Regions from separate parts of the Mus musculus genome. Here regions 1, 2 and 4 are each linked to region 3. Evidence: chromatin loops called from intact Hi-C (ENCODE). Cell type or tissue: heart. All regions are shown on one strand.

Region 1 (5,000 bases), 320 kb before region 3:
TGGAACTGATAGGGAAGGTTGAGATTGACTGCCTGACTCACCTCTGGCTAACCTGTGGCAGCCCACTGTGATTAACTATGATTGCCCTGTCTAGCCTAGTCTGCAGCCCCCTAAAACATGAATTGTGAAGTTGTGAGTGGGGCAGATTGATGTGGTCAGCTGTCGCTGGGGAACAATGACACACAAGAAGCAGCAGCACAGGGGCTAGAACTCCAGCTGCTTTTAGATCACATGGTTTGTTTGTTTGTTTGTTTGTTTGTTTGTTTGTTTGTTTGTACTCTTGGGGTTTGTGGTGCCTCTGTGAAGCTCAGTTTCCTCTTTTGTAAATTGAGAATCCTAATTGCCAAGTCTTTATCCCTATACTTGGTCATTCTTCTCCCAGAATTGTAGCACCAGTAAAAAGATGGAGGACATATCTATCAGCAAGGGATAGGAACAGAGATGGGAGATTAAACTCAGATCAAGCCCTTTACCAACCCGGGCTTATAGATATGCAGGTATGATGCAATCAATCAATAGCCAGTAAAGGGGGCAGAGGGACTCCCGTCCTTTCTGGGAATAGCAAGGCTTTTCCAGGAATTTGGGCATGCTTTTATGGTTTCTCTCCATTGACAACCATCAGTGCTGTAGGAAGGCCACTTAAGAGGCAGGTGGGCAATAGTGAAGTTGGAGGTTATTTGTCTTCTGCTCTGTCAGCCATTGTAGCTACAGCCAGTCTTGGTAAAGTCACCCGAAGAAGAGACTGAAGGCCTTTGAGAATCCTGCCTTTATAGATAAACAAGCTTACAATCAGGTCGGGAAAGTTGGCAGTACAAGATTAGAGGAGGGTCACATCTTGGCTATGGTTAGTGAGGAGATTAGAAGTAGTATCTATGTATCTCCCAGTAGCTCTGGCTCATGGTGGAGTTCTGATGTACAGAACCACTGAGCACAAGGTTAGTGTACTGGCTCTTCCTGGTTGTCAACTTGACTATATCCGGAATGAACTACAATCCAGAATTGGTAGGCTCACAGTGACCCTAATCTGGAGGCTGGGAGATGCAAGTGTCTGACCTGGATAATGGCATGGAAATCTTGAGGCATAGTGGTTATGAATCCGAGAAGATTAAGACAGGGGAGATCTCTGAGTTTAAAGTCATGTGGGACAAAGCAAGTTCCAGATCCAGGTGTGATGGCACACACCTTTAATCTGGGCACACACTTTCTGCTGGAGACCTACATAAGGACATTGGAAGAAGGAAGATTCTCTCTCTCTCTTGTTCACCTGCTTGCCTTGTGGGACTGAGCAACTGCTAGATCCTTGGATTTCCATTCACAGCTGCTGCTCACCATTGTTGGAGAGCTGGACTACAGACTGTAAGTCATCAACAAATTCCCTTACTATATAGAGACTACCCATAAGTTTTGTGACTCTAGAGAACCCTGACTAATACAGCAAGGCCTATGGATAGTCATTTACTATACACATCATTTGATTTGTTATTAAATACACAGTACATTTATGAGGGCTATGTGCTAGGTTCTAAGGAAATAGAGAAGAAAAAGACAGTCAGGTTTCCTCACTCAGTGCACATTTATAGCTTGACTGCTGTATTCTGTAAGGCCTGGAAAACACTGGGTGGTCATTTCCAGAGGAACTGCTGTGTTTGCGTTTGAAGGGACTGGTTCTCCCTTCAGGCAACAGCCTTGGTTCTGAAACTAGGGATGAATGTGTCTGGAAGCCGGGACTTGGAGATAATAGGGAACTTTTGACATGGTGACCGGCATAGGAAATGTGGCTAAAGAGGACCAACCATGACTGAGCCAGTCTGTGGCTACTGTGTGCCAACACCTGAACCATGCTTTGGCCAGCCCGTGTCTGCTTGAGACCAAAAGGACTGTGGATGGTGAGTATGTTTCTGGACGGGGATATAAAGTGGATAGTTTAATTAAAGTCGTTATTTATAATTCGGGAAGTAAAACGAAACAGTAAGAAGAAAATGAAGTGCTTATCGTGAGGAACCTGGAAGCACGGGCCATTTCTTCTGAGACTCGGGGCTCCGCCGGACTACTTTTTCCGTAGCACCTATCCGGCACCAAAGCAGCCGAACTTCCGTCCCGTTTCCGCGGAACCGGAGCTTGAGGTGCTACGGTGAGTGTCGGCCCTCGGTGCGCCTTTCGGCCTCCGGTTTCCTTGTGTGTGGTCGGGCCACCTCGCTTCTTGTCTCAGAATCGCGCTGGCGGAGTCTGGCTTTGTGAGCTGGTGTCTGAGGAGGCCTTTCTTCCTGAGAACCCGTCCCTGAGGACACCGTGGTCAGGGTCTCTGGGGCTCCCGAAGGAACTTCCCCCCACACCCCTTTAACTGTAACCAGAGAACGAGACTCACTCGAGCTGGATCTGCGTGGCTTCCGGTAAGTCACCTACCCGGCTTCCTGGCTTTATTTAAAGTGCATATTATCGTAAGTTAAAAAAAAAAAATTAAGCTTCGTGTGTATGCTAGGCATCAGGGACTCGAGTCTTGTGGGCATGACAGTCTTCAACCAAGTACACAAAGTTACACACCTGTCCCTGGAACTGAACGGCAACAGGGTAGCCAGAGTGTCATCACCAACATTTGACTTAGTCCCGGGTCGAGGAGGCTTTACTAAGATTAAAAAAAGAAAAATAATTGTGTGACCAAGTGCTATGGGTAGAGTTTTCTCTGGTGTGAGGGTAAGAAAGAAGCCAGTGTGGTTAGAACAATCCTTCGGATTGGGGTGGTATTAAATTAGCTGAAGAGTTGCCCAGGGAAATTCATGCAGCGTTTTCGGGCCATTCCCTAAAGCCAGATAGAGAACGCATTGAGGACCAAGTACTCTCCACTCTTGGAAGGCGGTGAATACGCTGAGGAGTTGTCTCTGTATTGCAGGCTTGTGAAGAGTATTCGTTTGTGTTTCAGACTTTTTTTTTTTTTTACTGTGAACTACAGTCACAAGACTTTTATGCTGTGATCACATGTATATACAAGCACATGTCTTCTTGGAACCATTCCTATCCTTGTTACTTGTGGCATTCCAATAGCTTAAAAGTTCTCTTCTTGGTGCTGGAGAGATGACTTGGTGGTTAAGAGACTTGTCTGCTCTTCCAGGGGACCTGGACTCAGTTCCTAAGGGCGCCATGGTGCTAAACCCACCTCTAACTCCAGTGTCAGGGAATTCAGCATCCTCTTCTGGCTTCTGTGTAACTTTTCTCATTATTTCAGATAGCTTTCTGTCTAAAAATGATTTCCTTCCTTCTTTCTTTCTTTCTTTCTTTCGTTTTGTTTTGTTTTGTTTTTTCGAGACAGGGTTTCCCTGTGTAGCCCTGACTGTCCTGGAACTCACTTTGTAGACCAGGCTGGGCCTCGAACTCAGAAATCCTCCTGCCTCTGCCTCCCAAGTGCTGGGATTAAAGGCGTGCGCCACCACCGCCCGGCTAAAAATGATTTCTTAACTCAAGATACATCTTGCAGTTTGAAAAAGAGTGCTAATTTAGAGTCTTTTCTCCTGTTTTTTTAGGTAAAGACAATGAAGTGTGCTCCTAATATTTTTTTGTAAAAGGATTTTTTGTTTGTTTTAAATAAAAGAGTAAACATCAAGCAGCACTCGATTTTTCTGCTTGTGTATTTTGAGGCCACTTCTGTGTAAAATACAAATATCTGGTTTTCAGTAGTCTTATTCTGTGGATATTTCTTTTGGGGCCCAGTAAAGATCCTGGGTAGTGCCTGTAATCTGAGTGTTTTGTCAGTAGGATGAGTAAGTGACTTAGTACTCAGTTCAGTAAAAGTTGAAGTACTTGATTGGCTTGCATTGATTGGTTCTTGCTGAAAACATTCTTACAGATACTGCAGAGACGACAGTGTCTGCTACACAGTTGTTTTTAGCATCGAGTGCATGTGAGTGCATGATGGGGTGGTGGGTCATATGCTGGGGCAAACATGTGAAGGTTAGACAGCTTTGTGTGCTCTCTTTTCTCCTTCCACCCTTGAGTGGGCTCTGGCCATCGAAGTGAGGTTGTCAGGCTTACAAGGCAGGTGCCTCTACTCACTGAGCATTTGCCAGCACCCTCAACCCCTTTGCTTTTAATCAAAGTGTCTTTATAGGGAATTTAAATGTGGATAAGATAAAGAATCCAAGCCTCTCCTCAAGCACTCACTGTAGACCTGCCATGTCAGTCTCTGGCGGGATTGTGACTCTGGGGAAGTTGTTTGATCCCTGGACTTTCAGTGCTTTTGTTTTGTGATTGTTTGCTTGTTTTTAAGACAGTGTCTTGTGTATGTGTCCCAGGCTGGCCTCCGGTTCACTGTGTACTGAGAATGACTTTAGTGTCTGATCCTGTGCCTCTGTCTTTGTCTATCACAGAATTTTTTTTGTAATCGTTTTTGTGGTTCCAAGGATCCTTTGTGTATAATGGACAAGCACTGCACCTGATGAACCGCGTTCTCACCAGCCGCTTGGTTTCATTGTTGATTTCTGAGAAGACCGTCTCTAGCAATCAAGGGTGATTTTGAACTCCAGATCAAGGGTTGGGAATACAGGCATGTAGCACTGCACCCTGGCAAGTTGTTTTAAACTAAGAGCCCAGCCCTTTGCTTTCCCTCATTTCCAACTAGGCTTTTGATGAGTGAAAGAAGGGAGTTTGAAAAACTCTCCTTCGCTCCTCAGACTTTTTGTTAATTTTAGATGCTCATGGAAAATTAGGTAGCCAGTTTGATTTGGTCATCTTATGGTACTCTCCAGTAGCAGGTTTTAGGTAGAATTGTAGCTTAAGGCGACTTTTGCATTCTTCTAATTTAAAATGAGCCATTTGAGCCGTTTCTACCTTCCACTGCTGTTGAAAGAGGGACATCTGATGGGCAGTGGACACAAGCCTGCAGTACCAGCAGGCAGGTTTTATTTTGGTACTGTGTGACCACCTGTCTTTAAGTGGTGCCCCTGGAGTGGTGGAATGAAGACTCTTGATCCTTAAATCAAAACCCCCAAATCTCTTTGATTCTGATTTTC
Region 2 (5,000 bases), 130 kb after region 3:
TCTGGTGTGTCTGAAGAGAGTGACAGTGTACTCACATACATAAAATAAATAATAATTTTTTTAAAAGAAGCTTTATTAGGGCCTTTCAGTGGGGAAAGATGCTTGCCTGGAACCCTGAATTCAGTCTCCAAAACCCATAGAAAGGTGAATGGTTAGAACTGACTCCACAAAATTGTACTCTGATTTCCACATGCACAGCATAGCATCTGTGGTCCCACCAATAATTAAATAAAAAAAAATTTTAAGAAACTTTATTAAGTCAGATGTGGTGGTACATGAAATCCTAGTATCCTGGAGGTTGAGGTCAAAAGATCATGAGTTTGAGGATAGACTGGCCTATAAAGCAAGGCTCTGCTAATAATAATAATAATAATAATAATAATATAGAGCTGGCATAATGGCTCAGCTGGTAAAGGCACTTTCCCCCAATCCTAATGATCTCAATTTAGGATCCTCATAGTAAAAGAACTGACTGTTTCAAAATTGTCCTCTGACCTCTAAAAGAGTCCTAATACGTGCATGTTACAAATACTACATATTGATAGACAATAAAAACTATGATCACTCAGCTGTCACCTGGGCTAATAAGCCACACAAAGTAAAAGAATGAGAAACTGAATCTCACATGAATTTCAAGTGCAGACTAAAATGTCATAAGCCTCAGGCACTCCTACTGCCACATAAAAATAAAAACTCCCATGTAGGCTAAAGAAGCATATACCTGCTCCACTATCGGGGAGACTTCTAGATGCAAGACCATCATCTGCAAACTTTCAAAAACAAAAGGGTGGACTAAGGCTGATACAGGATAATCTGAAGAGAAATATAAAGGGAGGGACAGCAAAGAGAAACTGGAGGGCAAGAGGACCAACAGAATAGCAATAGAACATTAATTACCCTTTGAGTAACGGCAAGGAACAGCTGGAACTCAGTTTTTTTTTTTTTTTTTTTTTTTTTGGCCAACCAGGACCCAGGCATTTGGGGGTGCAAAGACTGCGCCTGACCTGGCCGGGGATGGGGGTGGGGTTGGGGGGGATCTTACTGAGGATAAGACCCGGGCCTGCAGCCTGCTATGTATTATTTAATTCTAGTTAGGAAAATTAAGCAGGGAAGATGAAAATTTTGTGGAGCCTTTGAAGTGTGGAGGAGGATTTGCTAAGGGAGGAAAAGGCAGTTTGTGCTAGTTATTTTGGGGGCAAAAAAAAAAAAAAAATCAACACATTTTTATAGCTGTTCATTTGGAACTCAAATCAAAGGAGGTGTCTTAGATTCTTCACCACCGTGTCAACGCTTTCTCGTTTTATCTTAAAGCCTGAAAATGCTCAAGACCAGCTTTGGAGCAGAGCCAGAAAGTCCCAAAAAGAGGTGATACTGGCTAAATCTGCTCTGTCACCTCCACAAGTCCAGCCAGCCCAGCCAGCCTAGTCCTGACAGCTAGAAAAGAAATGCTAATTATACCTTGGGGGGCTGGGGGGGGGACACCCTGGGGGAGGGGAGTGGGGTTGACGCAGGAGAGGCTTACTGTGTTCTACCAGGGAGCCACAGGGGAGAGCCTCTCAGCTTAAGCCATGAGGCTCCAAGTCTACCTGTGACATGCAGGAGAGCTCTGCAGGGGGAAAAAACGGCTTCGAGAAAAAGAAGGGAGAAAGCACTGGATAGGGAAGCAGCGAGGTACAAAGGTGAACCGATCTTAATAAAACCTTTAGCAAGATCCCTGGCACAAAGCGAGTATTTGGGAGGGAGCCAGTTCACGTTAACATCGCGATTGTTATCACAACAGCATTTCCACCGTACTGACCAGAAGATAATTCTATTCGTAGCCCACTTTTACGACCTTTAAAAGCAACTCTAGATAAATGACAAGTGTATTCCCCACCGCCCCAAATTTAAAGATACAAGGTCAAACCCCACCAGCTCTGGCTGTGAAAGCCCCACCGCCTCTGAGTTAAGAGAGCTGGCCGTGTCACTTGTCAGTTGCATGACCTTGGACGCGACATTTCACCTCTCCGTGCCTCAGTTTCTTTGGCTACAAAGTGGGCTTTAGACAAACCGTGGTCCTGTGGTCCCAGGAGAGAAGAGTGCCTCTGTGGCTTTGGGAAGAAACCCACAGAAGGCGAGTCCAGGCCCCTGTCAAAACTCTCTGGGCTGTGAGGGGCAACGGGGTAGGTGGATGCTCAGCTCTAGGAGCTCCGTGCTCCGCCGTGAGAGGCGGAGAACGGGTGACAGCCTCAGGGGGTTCCAGCGACGGAGGGTGCAGACCTCTGTAGCGACGCCGGACCCCAACAGGTCACACGCTGCCCTCCGCCGACTAGGTACCGGCAGGGGCGCGGGAGGCCGGGCTGAACGCGATAGGCTCGGGGGGCTCAGAGAAGGCCGACCGCGAGGACCCGGGGCTGGTCGCGTGGCCATCGGTCCGCAGCGCACAGAGGAGCGACACCCGGGCGGGCGTACCGCGCGGCGCGCCCTCCGCCCGCTGTGGTAGAGGCGCTCACTCACCTGAAGCGCTAGCGCGGGGCCGTCAATCTACAGCAGCAGCGGCAGCAGCAGCAGCAGCAGCAGCAGCAGCAGCAAGGAGGGGGGGCGCTGCGCAGCGCAGGCGCGCTGAGGATGCCGGGGGTTTACGCATGCGCAACGCGCCTGCTTACGCTAGGAACTACAGACAAAATGGTGGTCAGGCCTACAGAGTCTCTAGCAGCGCCATCTTGGCTGTAGTTTTTCTTCTTGCGGTGTCCCGGAGGCTGTTGCTCAGAACTGCCAGGAGGGGATGTGAAATGTTTTCTCTGCACACCTACCTCTCCCTCATGGTTGAATTATTAGTAAGCTCTTATGGGCCATGACATACTTGTTTTAACAAGGTTTAAAGCTACACTCAAGATCATCTGGCACTCCTGAGCCTCAGGGATTCGATTTCCAGGAATCAAATTCCTAGTCCTCTTCCATCTTTTACAAATGGCAGCCATATTATTTCCTTCTTGAGTAGAACAAGAGAGTTGGTTACTTCACACAAAACAAACAAAAAACGACTGAACATATTATTGACTCAACAATTAAAGATTTTCATTGTTAATTGTGCATATACGAGCATCTGTGCAGGGCAGTGATGTTCATATAAATGTAGCAGATTCCTACTAAAGACAGCTGCAGAATGTTGAAATGGGAGATTACAGACATGAATTCCAGTCCTCTCTACGAACAGTGCACATCTAAACACTAAGTCATCTCTCCAGACTAGAATCAAAACGTTGCCTGCATGTGCTGGCAACTTTTATGTCAATTTGAAATAAAGTAATTTGGGAAGAGAATCTCAGTTGAGAAAAGGCCCCTAGTAAATTGGACTGTGTAGTGTATTTTCTTAGTAATGACTGATAATGGGAGCACCCAGCCTACTATGGGTAGGTGGCCCTGGAGGGGATAACAAAGCAAGCTGAACAAGCCATGAGAGAAGCTGGGAAACAGCACTCCTCTATGGCACAAGGGTCACCATACCTTTGGGAGCTGACTCTTTCACAGGGCTTACATATCAGATATTTATATTTGATTCATAACACTAGCAAATTAGTTATAAAGGAACAACAGATAATTGTGTGTCTGGGGCTCACCTCAACATGAGCAACTTATGTTATTAAAGGGTTGTAGCATTAGGTAGGTTGGCCTATTATCAGTTTCTGCCATCTTCCTTCAGTGAACTGTCTACCTAGAAGGGTAAAATTAAACAAACCCAGGCCAGGCCCAAGCCAATCTGAATGAAGGCAAAACTAGTATTGAAGGCATTTTATTACATGATTTATATTTTTTTTTTTTTAAGATTTATTTATTACATGTAAGTACACTGTAGCTGTCTTCAGACACACCAGAAGAGGGCGTCAGATCTCGTTACAGATGGTTGTGAGCCACCATGTGGTTGCTGGGATTTGAACTCTGGACCTTCGGAAGAGCAGTCGGGTGCTCTTACCCACTGAGCCATCTCACCAGCCCCCACATGATTTATATTTAACTGTTAACAAAGCACTGAACTGCAAGTTTACCCTCAGTACATATTACTGGCTAAATTAGGAAACATTGCCAATGTTCTATAAATGACACAAAAAACAAAGCCTCTCTCATAAAGCTGTGAATAAGCATAAACCATGCTTGGAGCTCAGTACCACTGAGACAGGCCAACACAAACCACTGGCCTAGCAGCTGCTGTGTAGCCCAGAGCCTGCAACTCCTGACTCTAGCTTCTACTTCTTTAGTGCTGAGGTCCAAGTTTTCATGCTTTGTTTTTTAAACGTTCTAGTCATTTTTAAGTTGAAGACATCAAACACATTTTCCATCTTCAAGTTTGAACACTTATAAACAAATGTGATCGGATGTAAGAAAATGGAGGAAGGCACAGTCACCTTTGAGGATGACTGAGCAAAGTGAGATGAAGACATGTTCCAAAGTCTATCTGCTCTTGAAACAACAGTCAGTAATAACATCTTTGATTCTCAAATACAGGCTTTCTTGGAAGCTGTCTGGTTTCCTTCTTCGTTCTACTCTGGACAGTATCATTCTATCTTTGATAACTAGGTGTTAACTGTCTGGGCTTTTCTATGACCACCCCAATTTCCAAATAATGACATGGAGGCATAATTATTTATTTAACCAACTTAATCCACTTTATCTTTTTGTATAGAAAGACTTATGTGTAGCCACAGCTGGAGCCTGGGTCCTCTGAACAGATCTGGTGTGGGTTTTCACAAGGTGATCAGTGAATTCCTGATAAGGAGACTTGTTGAACAGTTTCTTTCCAGAGGTCAGGGGTCAAGTAGCTGTAGGTCATGGAGGGGGCATCAAAGATGGCCTTGACAGAGTTGCCCAAGCTGGCAGCGCAGCCCCTGGCTGAAGTGCAGCAGTCATCTATATTGGCCACCATCAGGGGCTTCTTCAGCACAGTGCAGAGACACTGCTATTGCCTCTGAGGGCAGGGATGAGACGCACCAGCACAGAGCCACAGCAGCCTGTCACCTAGCATG
Region 3 (5,000 bases):
GTAGTCCTGGCTGTCTCGGAACTCGCTGTGTAGATCAGCCTGACCTTAAACTCACAGAGATTCACCTGCTTCTTCAGTCTGATGCTGGAACCACACTTGGCAAGATAACTTTTTAAGAGCATACACAGGCTGGCATGGTGAGGCCTGCTTTTAATCTCAGTACCCTGAGGAAGGAGACACAGCTGAAACTGTGTAAGTTTCAGATCAACCTGGCCTATATAGCAAACTCCAGGCCAGCCAAGGGCTCTATAGTGAGATCCTATTTCACACACACACACACACACACACACACACACACACACACACACACACACACCACACACACACACACACACACACACACACACACACACACACACACACACACACACACACACACACACACACACACACACACGACTGGAGAGAGATGGCACAGTGCTTACGAATTCTGGCTTAGGAACACACACACACACACACACACACGACTGGAGAGAGATGGCACAGTGCTTACGAATTCTGGCTTAGGAATTCAGTTCCGGGCTGGACAGAATTAAGAGCACTGATTGCTCTTTCAGAGGTCCTGAGTTCAATTCCCAGCACCCACATCATGGCTCATAACCATATGTAATGGGATTCAATGCCCTCTTCCTGTGTGTCTGAAGACAGCAACAGCATATATATGTACATATGTGTGTGTGTGTGTGTGTGTATATATATATACACATATATATTTGTGTATACACACACACACACACACACACACACATATATATATATATATACACACACATATAAAATAAACTTTTAAAAAAGAAATCAATTCCAAGCACCTGAATGACTGCGCCCAACTATCTGTAGGAGATATGTCGCCCTCTTAGGCAGCAGGCACACAAAGTGGTGCACACACAGACACACACACACACACACACACACTGCAGGCAAAACACCCATACTATGGAATGAAATAATTATTTTTAAAAAGAAAAGAACTCGGATTTAGAGTAAAATAAACCCAACTACTAACTCAATGATTCCAGGCAAATTACTTTGCCTTTATAAACTCACTGCATAAAAGTGATGTTCCGGGCTGGAGAGATGGCTCATAGATTAAGAACACTAGCTGCTCCTCCAGAGGTTCTAAGTTCAATTCCCAGCAACCACATGGTAGCTCATAACCATCTATAATGTGATCTGGTAACCTCTCTTCTGGCCTGCAGGCAAACATGCAGCCAGAACGATGTATACATAATAAACAATTCTTGGGGGGTTTTTCTTTTCTTTTGTTTTTTAGTGATATCCCTTAGCATAGCACATCCTGTGTGGCACCATCTGGAGGATGGGACTGATTTTGCTCATTTGTCTGTTTGAGGCAGCATCTCTCACTCTGTATGCTAGACCAGCTTCGCTGTGTAACCCAGGTCAGACGGGGCACGGGATCTTGGAATGTAGCCAGGCCAGCCTAACATTCCTCCCCGGGTTTGGACTGCAGACGAGTCACAGTGTACACCACAACGTGTCTTTGTACAAGTTCGCAGGGGGTGCTGCTCCTTCTGTCCTTTCAAAACACATCCTGGGAAGTGCTAACAACACACAGTGAGGACGGGGTAGCTAGCCCGACACCTACTACTTTTCTATTCCCCCTAGTGGGGTTCTCCCCTGGTTTCAACTTGCCTCATCCTTAGGAAAGAATTTCTCTCTTGGGATCTCAGCTTCACATTCGGATCTCAGAAGAGAACGCTGAGCAAGAGGAGACGTTAGGGTTCACAGAATTGTTTTTTTTCCCGTTGAGACAGGTTGTCGTGACCGGGGACTTACCATCCTCCAGCAGGTAGACAGGCTTGCACCATCGCCAGGCGAGGGAACTTTGGTTTGGTTTTTGTTTTTGTTTTGTTTTCCATAGTCATGAACAAAGTCGTGAATAACGTGTAGGTTTAGGAGAGAACGCACAGAAGGTAACTCCAGTGGGGCAGCCCAGGGCTTCCGGGGACCAAGGACCCGGCTCGGGAGGCGGAGCAGGATGCAAGGCCACTTCTTCTTTGTGTCGCTCCGGGGGACGAGCCGCGGCTCAGCCGGCAAGGAAACGTACAATCTCGGCTTTCCTCGGAGGGGCTGTGCCTCAGTCTTCACAGCGCCTCCTCGCGCACAGATCGCCTCCGGGCCGCACTTGTCCCTTCTCGCTCACCGTCCCCTGGCGTCCGCCGGAAGCTTCTGTCACTTCCGCCCACCGGAGGGGACGCTCGCGTCGAGGCGTCGCCGAGCTTCGGAGCCGACCGCCGCGTGGCCGCCGATTGGCTGCGTGCGCACGTCATCAGGGCCCCGCCCCTCCCTCGGCGGCGCCTGCTCCGTGGAGCTTAGCGAGCCGGCCGCTGGGCAGAGCGAGCAGAGCCTCGGCGGGCCACTGTCCCTCGCTGCCCGGACTACCGCTGCCGCCCCGCGCGCCGAGTCCCGCGGTCCCAGACCCCGACTCCCTTCGGCTTGGCCCGCGCGCCCCACGCCCGGCTCGGGCGGCGCGACGGGAGGATGAGCGGCGGGCGGCGGAAGGAGGAGCCGCCTCAGCCGCAGCTGGCCAACGGGGCCCTCAAGGTGTCCGTGTGGAGCAAGGTGCTGCGGAGCGACGCGGCCTGGGACGACAAGGTGCAGAAGGCCCGGCGAGGGAGGACGGGCCCGGGTCTCCCTCGCCCCGGCCAATCGGCCGGGCGCGGCCATGGGAGCAGGGAGCGGGGTGCCAAGGGGGCCGGCGCGTAGTGGAGCGAGCGGAGCCCCTGCTATCCCCCGCCGTTTGCTCCGCAGGATCCGGAGTAGTTAGCGCTTCTGAAGACTGCGCACGTGCCGGGTGCGGAATCCCTGAAGTGCGTTTACTTTGCACATTGCGAGGGGTGGCTCTGTCCTTGCTCGCTTAGATGAGAAAGAAGACATGCCCTGTGAGCTTTAAGATTCGAGAGCCGGTTCTAAGACCACCTTAAGAGGGTGTGAGTTAGTAAGAAAGTCGCTAGACATGGGTTAGAAGAGGTTGGGGACTTAAAGATGCACTCGCTGGTCATCTCCAGAGGATCTGAGCCTGGACGCCTCCTATCATTGCTCCATTCTGTGATCTTCAAGCCTGTCACCATTCAGCCCGATTCTAGATGGTTTGAAAAGAATGCTATATTTGGACTCCTTCCGTTGTTTGGACTGTTGAAATTGGGCTTCCCTCCCTTCAGTTCCGCCATGGAGGGGGGGAGTACTTCCTGAAGGTGCCCTTGGCCTGCCCCCAGCCCTGCCCAGCTCTTGCAAAACCTGTCGTCTTTGTGAACTGCTGTGTCATATTTTTTATCTTCCCCGGTCCAAGGACTGGTGTCTGGAGTCCAGGGCAGTTCACAAACCTGAGTGCTCTTTGTTGGGTGAAACTTAGATGAGCTGGCACAGGCCTAAGCACACACTTCTCCACCACCACACTTTCCTAACTCTGGCTTTCTCAAAAGTCGCTGTACAGGAAGGGTGGGAACTGAAGTTAATAGTTTTTCTTCCTGGAGACTCTCTAGAACTTAGCTGGCCAGCCAAGGGTTATCTGTGGCCAGGAGCACAGTGCCCATTGTCACTTCAAAACAAACTTCTATTTACGCAGCTTCTTTTAAAGAAGTAACGACTTCTCTAAAATATGGTAGAGAACAGGCTCTGGAATTAGTCACTTAATAGTCTAAATATATTGTTTCCCATCACACTTTAGTAGAAGGAATGACAGAAGAACCACATATGGAGCAAGGTGGTGGTGGTAGTGCACTGGGAGGCAGAGGTCGGGGAATCCCTGAGTTGCAGGCCAGCCTGGTCTACAGAGTGAATTCCAAGACAGCCAGAGCTACACAGAGAAACCCTGCCTCGAAAACAACAACAAAAAAGAACCACATATGGGGACTAGAGAGGCCTCAGCAGTTTAGAGTGGGCTCCAATCCAAGCACCCATATGGTGAGTCACAACGGTCTGTAACTCCAGTTCTGAGGAGTTCCAGTGTTCCAGCATCCATGGGCAGCAGGCACATACATGGTGCTCATGCATACATTAAGATAAAACATACAGGGCTGGTGAGATGGCTCAGTGGGTAAGAGCACCTGACTGCTCTTCCGAAGGTCCGGAGTTCAAATCCCAGCAACCACATGGTGGCTCACAACCATCCGTAACAAGATCTGACTCCCTCTTCTGTAGTGTCTGAAGACACCTACAGTGTACTTACATATAATCAATAAATCTTTAAAAAAAAAAGATAAAACATACATATAAAATAAGTTTAGAAAAAAAAGAAAAGAGCCATGTGCTTAGCTAGACATTGTGAACCACACCTTTAGTTCAGTACTCTTGACCCAAGGCCTAGTTTACATAGCAGATTCCAGGGCTACTTAATGAGTTTGTAGGAAATATTTAATAAGCTTTTGCTTCTCCACCTGTAGCTGTCCTGTGGCAGCCACTCCAGATAACGCATACATTGTGTCTTTTCTATAGGATGAATTTTTAGATGTGATCTACTGGTTCCGACAGATCATCGCTCTGGTTTTGGGTGTCATTTGGGGCGTTTTGCCCTTGCGAGGCTTCTTGGGAATAGCAGGGTAAGTCTTGGGTATCACAGTCTTGTGGTTTTTGTCTCACTCTGGAGCTTAGAACTTACAGGAGCTCTCTTATACGCGCTAGGATTGTGAGCAAGACACAGTGTTCAGGATCCTCATTTCTATTTTTTATTTAAAAAAAAATTCTTTTAAAGGCACAGGGTCTCGTGTAGCCCAGGTTGCCCCGTGACTCCTGCTCCTTTTGCCTCCTTTTCCCAAGTGCTGTTGGTGATTACAGGCGTGCATCAACATGCTTGGTTGGCTCTGTTTTCCTTTTATGACTGGCACTGTGTGCATCTGATTACTAAAGCAAAGAAGTGAGCATTAGCACTCCTGGGCTGCAGTGTTCTTAGTTCCTCGGCCTGGGAGCATCTCATGTTGGCGTACTGTCCTAAGACTGGGCCAGTCTGTTTATTCATGGCTCTAACATGCCTTCTTTTGAGC
Region 4 (5,000 bases), 54 kb before region 3:
ACGGAGCCACTCCACTGGTCTTGGGCAAGTTAGTTAGCCTTTGTGAGGCTCAGCTTTCATCTATAAACCCAAGATATCACCCTGTACCTCGAACAGTTGTTATCAATACTGAGAGGAGCCGGCTGTGGTGGTGCACATTCAACCCCAGCACCCAGGAGGCAAAGGCAGGTGGGTCTCTTTGAGTTCTAGGCCAATCGTTAAGACTCTGTCTCGGCCGGCTGGCGAGATGGCTTGGTGGGTAAGAGCACTGACTGCTTTTTCCAGAGGACCTGAATTCAAATCCCAGCAGCCATGTGGTGGCTCGAAACCACCCATAATAAGATCTGATGCCCTCTTCTGGTATCTCTGAAGACAGCTACAGCGTACTTATGTATAATAGTAAATAAATCTTTAAAAAAAAAGGCTCTGTCTCAAAACACAACAAAACTAAATGGGTTTATAAAGTGTTGACCATAGGTTTATAAGAGAAATTAGTTTGCTTAATTCAATTCAGACAATTCTTTTTATTTTTTTGAATTATTTATTTTAGGTATATGAGTACACTGTAGCTGTCCTCAGACACACCAGAAGAGGGCTTTGGATCCCATTACAGATGGTTGTGAGCCACCATGTAGTTGCTGGGAATTGAACTCAGGACCTCTGGAGGAGCAGTCAGTGTTCTTAACCTCTGAGCCATCTCTCCAGCCCCCAATTCAGATAATTCTAAACCACCGAAGCTGCGAAGCTGCATCCAATCTAGGAGATTAAGCTGGGCATGGTCGGGTACAACAGTAATCCCAGCAACGGATGCCAGCCTGTGCTACACAATGAGATCCAGTACACATCTCAAAATAAGTCTCTCTCTCTCTCTCTTTCTCTCCATATATATGTATATATGGAGATATATATATATACGTGTGTGTGTGTATATATGTATATGTGTATGTGTGTGTATAAATGTATATGTGTATATGTATGTGTGTGTGTATACACACACATGTATACATGGACATGCACATGCATACAGTTGAAAGCAAATCCTGATAAACCTCATGGAGTAAAGGCAAAGTACCAAGATGTCCTCGTGTGCTTTCTGGAGCTGGGATAAAACACTAACCAAAGCAAACTTGGGAAGAGGAGAGTCATCATCTGACTTACAGGTTGCAGTCAGTCACAGAGGCAAGCTGAGGTAGGAGCCTGGAGCAGGAACCCAAGCAGAGGCCATGGAGGAACGCATGCTTATTCCATGCTTACACTCACACCGGGCTAGACCCTCCTGCGTCAGTCAAGCGTCAAGAAAATGCCATACAGGTCTGCCCAGACCCATATGATTGAGCCATTTCCTCAGCTGAGGTGTATTCTTTCCGGTTACATCAAGTTGATGGCAGGAACAGCCATCGCACGGGGCCTGCGCGGTGCACACCTTTGGTCCCAGCACTCAGTGGGTAGAGGCAGGCAGATTGGGGCTACAAAGTGAGACCCTCACCTCCAAAAATAAACAAAGCAAGCAATCATGAAAGAATATCCATCTAGGGCTTGCATCCACAGTAAATGTATCAGGGCTGGAGAGATGGTTCAGCGGTCAGAGCACTGGCTGTGCCTCCGGGAGCTGAGCTCAATTTGTAGCACTGATGACTGTCTGCAACTCCAGTTCCAGGGAAATCTGATGCCCTCTTTGTGGCCTCTGAGGCAGCAGGCACACATGTGGGGCATAGATGTGCAAGCAGACAAGCCATCCATACCCATTAAAATAAAATAAATAAAAGGCAATGCATCAGAAGGCTGGAGAGATGGCTCAACAGTTGAGAGAACACACTACTATTGAAGAGGACCAGAATGAAGAGACCAGAATCCGAGTCCCATCTCCCATACACATTGAGCCACTCACAATTCCTCTAACTCCAGCCCCAGGAGCAGCTGCCTCCTCTACCCTCCAAAGGCACTGGCAGCATGTGCACAGACCCACACATGCGCACTTAATTTAAAATAAAGTAATTAAAAAAAAAGTAAAGGTATCGACAAAACCTGCTGTGATGGTTTGTATGTGCTTAGCCCAGGGAGTGGCACTATTTAGAGGTGTGGCCTTGTTGGAGTAAGTGTGTCACTGTGGGCTTGGGCTTTAAGACCCTTGTCCTAGCTTCCTAGAAGTCAATCTTCCACTAGCTGCCTTCAGATGAAGATGTAGAACTCTCAGCTCTGCCTCCACCTGTCTGGATGCTGCCATATTCCCACCATGATGATACTGGACTGAACCTCTGAACCTATAAGGCAGTCCCAATTAAATGTTGTCCTTATAAGAGTTGCCTTGGTCATGGTGTCTGTTCACAGCAGTAAAACCTAATTAAGACATCTGGTGCACAAGTACATACTGGATTTGCTGGCGAATGGAGACGCATTCAATTCAGCTAAGCAGGACGTGGAGGAAGACACCTTTAATCCCAGTACCTGAGAGGAGCAAGAAAGAGTTCAAAGACAGCCAGGGCTACATGAGACCCTGCCTCAAAAACACAAAGTGTTACCATATCTTGCCACTAGGGGCCACCCAAGGACACTGCATAAACTGGAGACCTAGGTCCCAGAATTCCCAGCTGGGATGTTGCTTCCTCTTCAGAACTTGTGGTCTATCTAAAAAGCCAGGATGCTATCTAAGGCCCCAGTGGCCACAGGCCGAAGGAACCCTCAAGAACCCAATAACCACTGAGGGTTCTGGGAGAAGATGGCATCTGCAGAGGTTGAGGGAGGAAGTCAGGCTTCCTCCCAAGGCCCTTGTGCCTGACCAAACTTCCCCACTCAGCCCAGATGCTTGAGAATGGCGTCTGAGGCCTCCACTTGGCCCTCCTTCTAACCAGGACCCCTACCCAGTTCGTTTAGCAAGGGCTCCTAGCATCCCATCAGAAATTCTCCTGGCCCAGAGTCTGACAGGAGGTGAGAGTCTGCCACATGCCCCCCCCCCCCCGCCCCCACCCTCACGTACCAGTTCCTTTTCCCCAAGGCGCTGGGGAATCAGAGCTGGGGCCTATGAATTGAGATCTGCGGCATCCTGTACATAAACGCGTCTTTCCCTTCCTGAGCTGTTCACGTCAAGTACTTTGGCAAAGTGACACCAAGTGTAACTAACAGAATGACAGACGTTAAGACGCAGCAAACACACTACTCGAAGATCTGATCACGTGGGCCAGAAACCTTCCGAACAGATTTGAGGTGAGAACGTGAGAAAGCTGAAGTGGAGAGCCAGGGAAGCCAGACAATGCTGCAGGCGTCCGACATTTGTCCCCGCGCTGAGACTTTGTAGGAGGCTGAGTTCGAAGGTAAGGGGCTGAATCTGATGAATATTTCAAGTCAACCCAGCATTCTGGCTGTAGCAGCACTGTTAGCTGTTGTCACCCAGGTCTACAGTAAGAATAAGGAACAAAGGAGCTAGAGAGATGGCTCAGCGGTTAAGAGCACCGACTGCTCTTCCAGAGGTCCTGACTTCAATTCCCAGCAACAACATGGTGGCTCACAACCATCTGTAATGGGATCTGATGCCCTCTCCTGGTGTGCCTACAGAGAGTAATGGTGTACTCATATACATAAAAAAAAAAAAGGAACAAAAAGAGCAGAACAGGTGCGCGCGCGCGCGCGCACACACACACACACACACACACACACACACACACACGTCATTTAGTCAGAAACACCTGTGTAAGTTGGGGCAAGGACTGACTGATGGTGGAGTGTTACAAGGAAGCCAAGTTTGAAGAGATGGTTCCAGCTAAGAGCACTGGCTGCTCTCCAGAGGACTCAAGTCCAATCCCCAGCTCACAACCACTTCAGTGACTTCACTTCAGTGAAGAGAGACTCCAGTGCTCTCTTCTGGCCTCCACAGGCACCAGGCAGAACTGTAGTACACAGACATACACACAAGCAAAACACTCATACTAATAAAGTAATAATACATATTTTATTGTAAAAAGAGATCACGTATGTTGGGCCGTGGTGGCACGCACCTTTAATCCTAGCACTCAGTAGGCAGAAACTGGTGGATCTCTGAGTTTGAGGCTAGCATGGTCTTCAGAGTGAGTTCCAAGACAGCCAGGGATACACAGAGAAACCCTGCCATTAAAAAAAAAAAAAAAAAGTCAAGTGCTTTGCACCAAGGCAATAGAAAAGATGCCTTGGGGGACCAGAATATGATAATAAGGGATGGAAGATGACCACAGACTATTATACACATGTATAAAATGTCATAATGAGACCCATTACTTTGTACAATTAATAAATGCTAATAAAAATGAGAAAAGGATGCCTTGAGGGCATCTCAGGAACTGGCAAAAGCCCAATCAAGGCAGGCTCAAAGCCATGCAAAGAGGAAGCACATTTGACTGTCCCTTGAGAAGAAAGACCTCTGCCCAGGGGCACTTACACAGGTGGCAGGAGTCCTGTCCCCAAGCTTAGTCAGCTACCTGGGTACACAGAGGACAGCGAGGCTGTGCTCCAAGATGGCCCAATTACTGCCAGCGGCCACAAAGAGAGCAAAGTATGAGTGCAGCTAAAGATGCAACGGGAGCCCAGGAAGGCAATACTGGCCGGGAGTGAGCAGTGTTGCAGGACAAGCTGCAAGCAGCAAGCAGTGCTGACTCAAAAGGAAGTCGGATACTGGACATGGAAAACCCTGGGGTATGCAGTGTGAATTCCTGAACCCTGGAAGCCAGGGCTGGAACTGCAAGGCTTAATGTTTTCCCTAAGGAGTTTTCTTACTTCTTTTTTTTTTTTTTTTAATCTTTGTTGTTTTTTATTACTGTGTGTGTGTAGGTGCTTTGCCTGTCTCTATGACTGTGTACCCCATGGGTGCATGGTAATTGAGGAGGCCAGATGGGAGCTTCAGACCCCTTGAAATAGCTATAGGTTGTGAGCCACCACGTGGGTGCTGAGAATATAATCTGGGTCCCTGGAAGAGCAGCCAAACCAGCACTCTCACCTCCTGAGAGATCTCCCCACCACCACCACCACCACCACCACCACCACCACCGTGTTTTGTT

Evidence for each region. Peaks named below come from ENCODE experiments on the same cell type or tissue, not always from the same donor. Only the 100,000 strongest peaks of a DNase experiment are listed, where the experiment ranks them.
Region 1: it touches region 3 in a loop (4-fold over the local background); 6 of 42 quality-filtered maps call a loop at or near these places.
Region 2: it touches region 3 in a loop (2.4-fold over the local background); 21 of 42 quality-filtered maps call a loop at or near these places.
Region 4: a loop joins it to region 3, with 4 times the contacts of the local background. A loop is called at or near these places in 16 of 42 quality-filtered maps.

What each region holds. Positions count from the first base shown.
Region 1 is chr2:156,545,494-156,550,493 of GRCm38, forward strand. It overlaps Aar2 (AAR2 splicing factor homolog), which reads left to right and starts at 2,083. Exons shown (of 4, transcript NM_026661.4): 1 at 2,083-2,390. In heart, no CTCF peak of the experiment used is centred here; a DNase peak (open chromatin) is centred at 2,188; H3K4me3 peaks cover 1,763 bases; H3K27ac peaks cover 1,156 bases.
Region 2 is chr2:156,989,503-156,994,502 of GRCm38, forward strand. It overlaps Ndrg3 (N-myc downstream regulated gene 3), which reads right to left and starts at 2,609. Exons shown (of 16, transcript NM_013865.2): 1 at 2,497-2,609. It also overlaps the pseudogene Gm14276. In heart, CTCF peaks have their summits at 1,554 and 2,724; a DNase peak (open chromatin) is centred at 2,629; H3K4me3 peaks cover 1,724 bases; H3K27ac peaks cover 1,734 bases.
Region 3 is chr2:156,860,802-156,865,801 of GRCm38, forward strand. It overlaps Rab5if (RAB5 interacting factor), which reads left to right and starts at 2,321. Exons shown (of 4, transcript NM_026124.3): 1 at 2,321-2,616; 2 at 4,456-4,559. The coding sequence starts at 2,503. It overlaps 5430405H02Rik (RIKEN cDNA 5430405H02 gene), which reads right to left and starts at 2,144. Exons shown (of 3, transcript NR_027914.1): 1 at 1,798-2,144. In heart, a CTCF peak has its summit at 2,167; DNase peaks (open chromatin) are centred at 1,500, 2,220 and 3,210; H3K4me3 peaks cover 3,268 bases; H3K27ac peaks cover 2,966 bases.
Region 4 is chr2:156,807,161-156,812,160 of GRCm38, forward strand. No RefSeq gene overlaps it. Among named protein-coding and RNA genes, the nearest start is that of Gm14230, 28 kb to the right of the region's middle. In heart, a CTCF peak has its summit at 2,508 (motif pointing right); a DNase peak (open chromatin) is centred at 2,541; H3K27ac peaks cover 483 bases.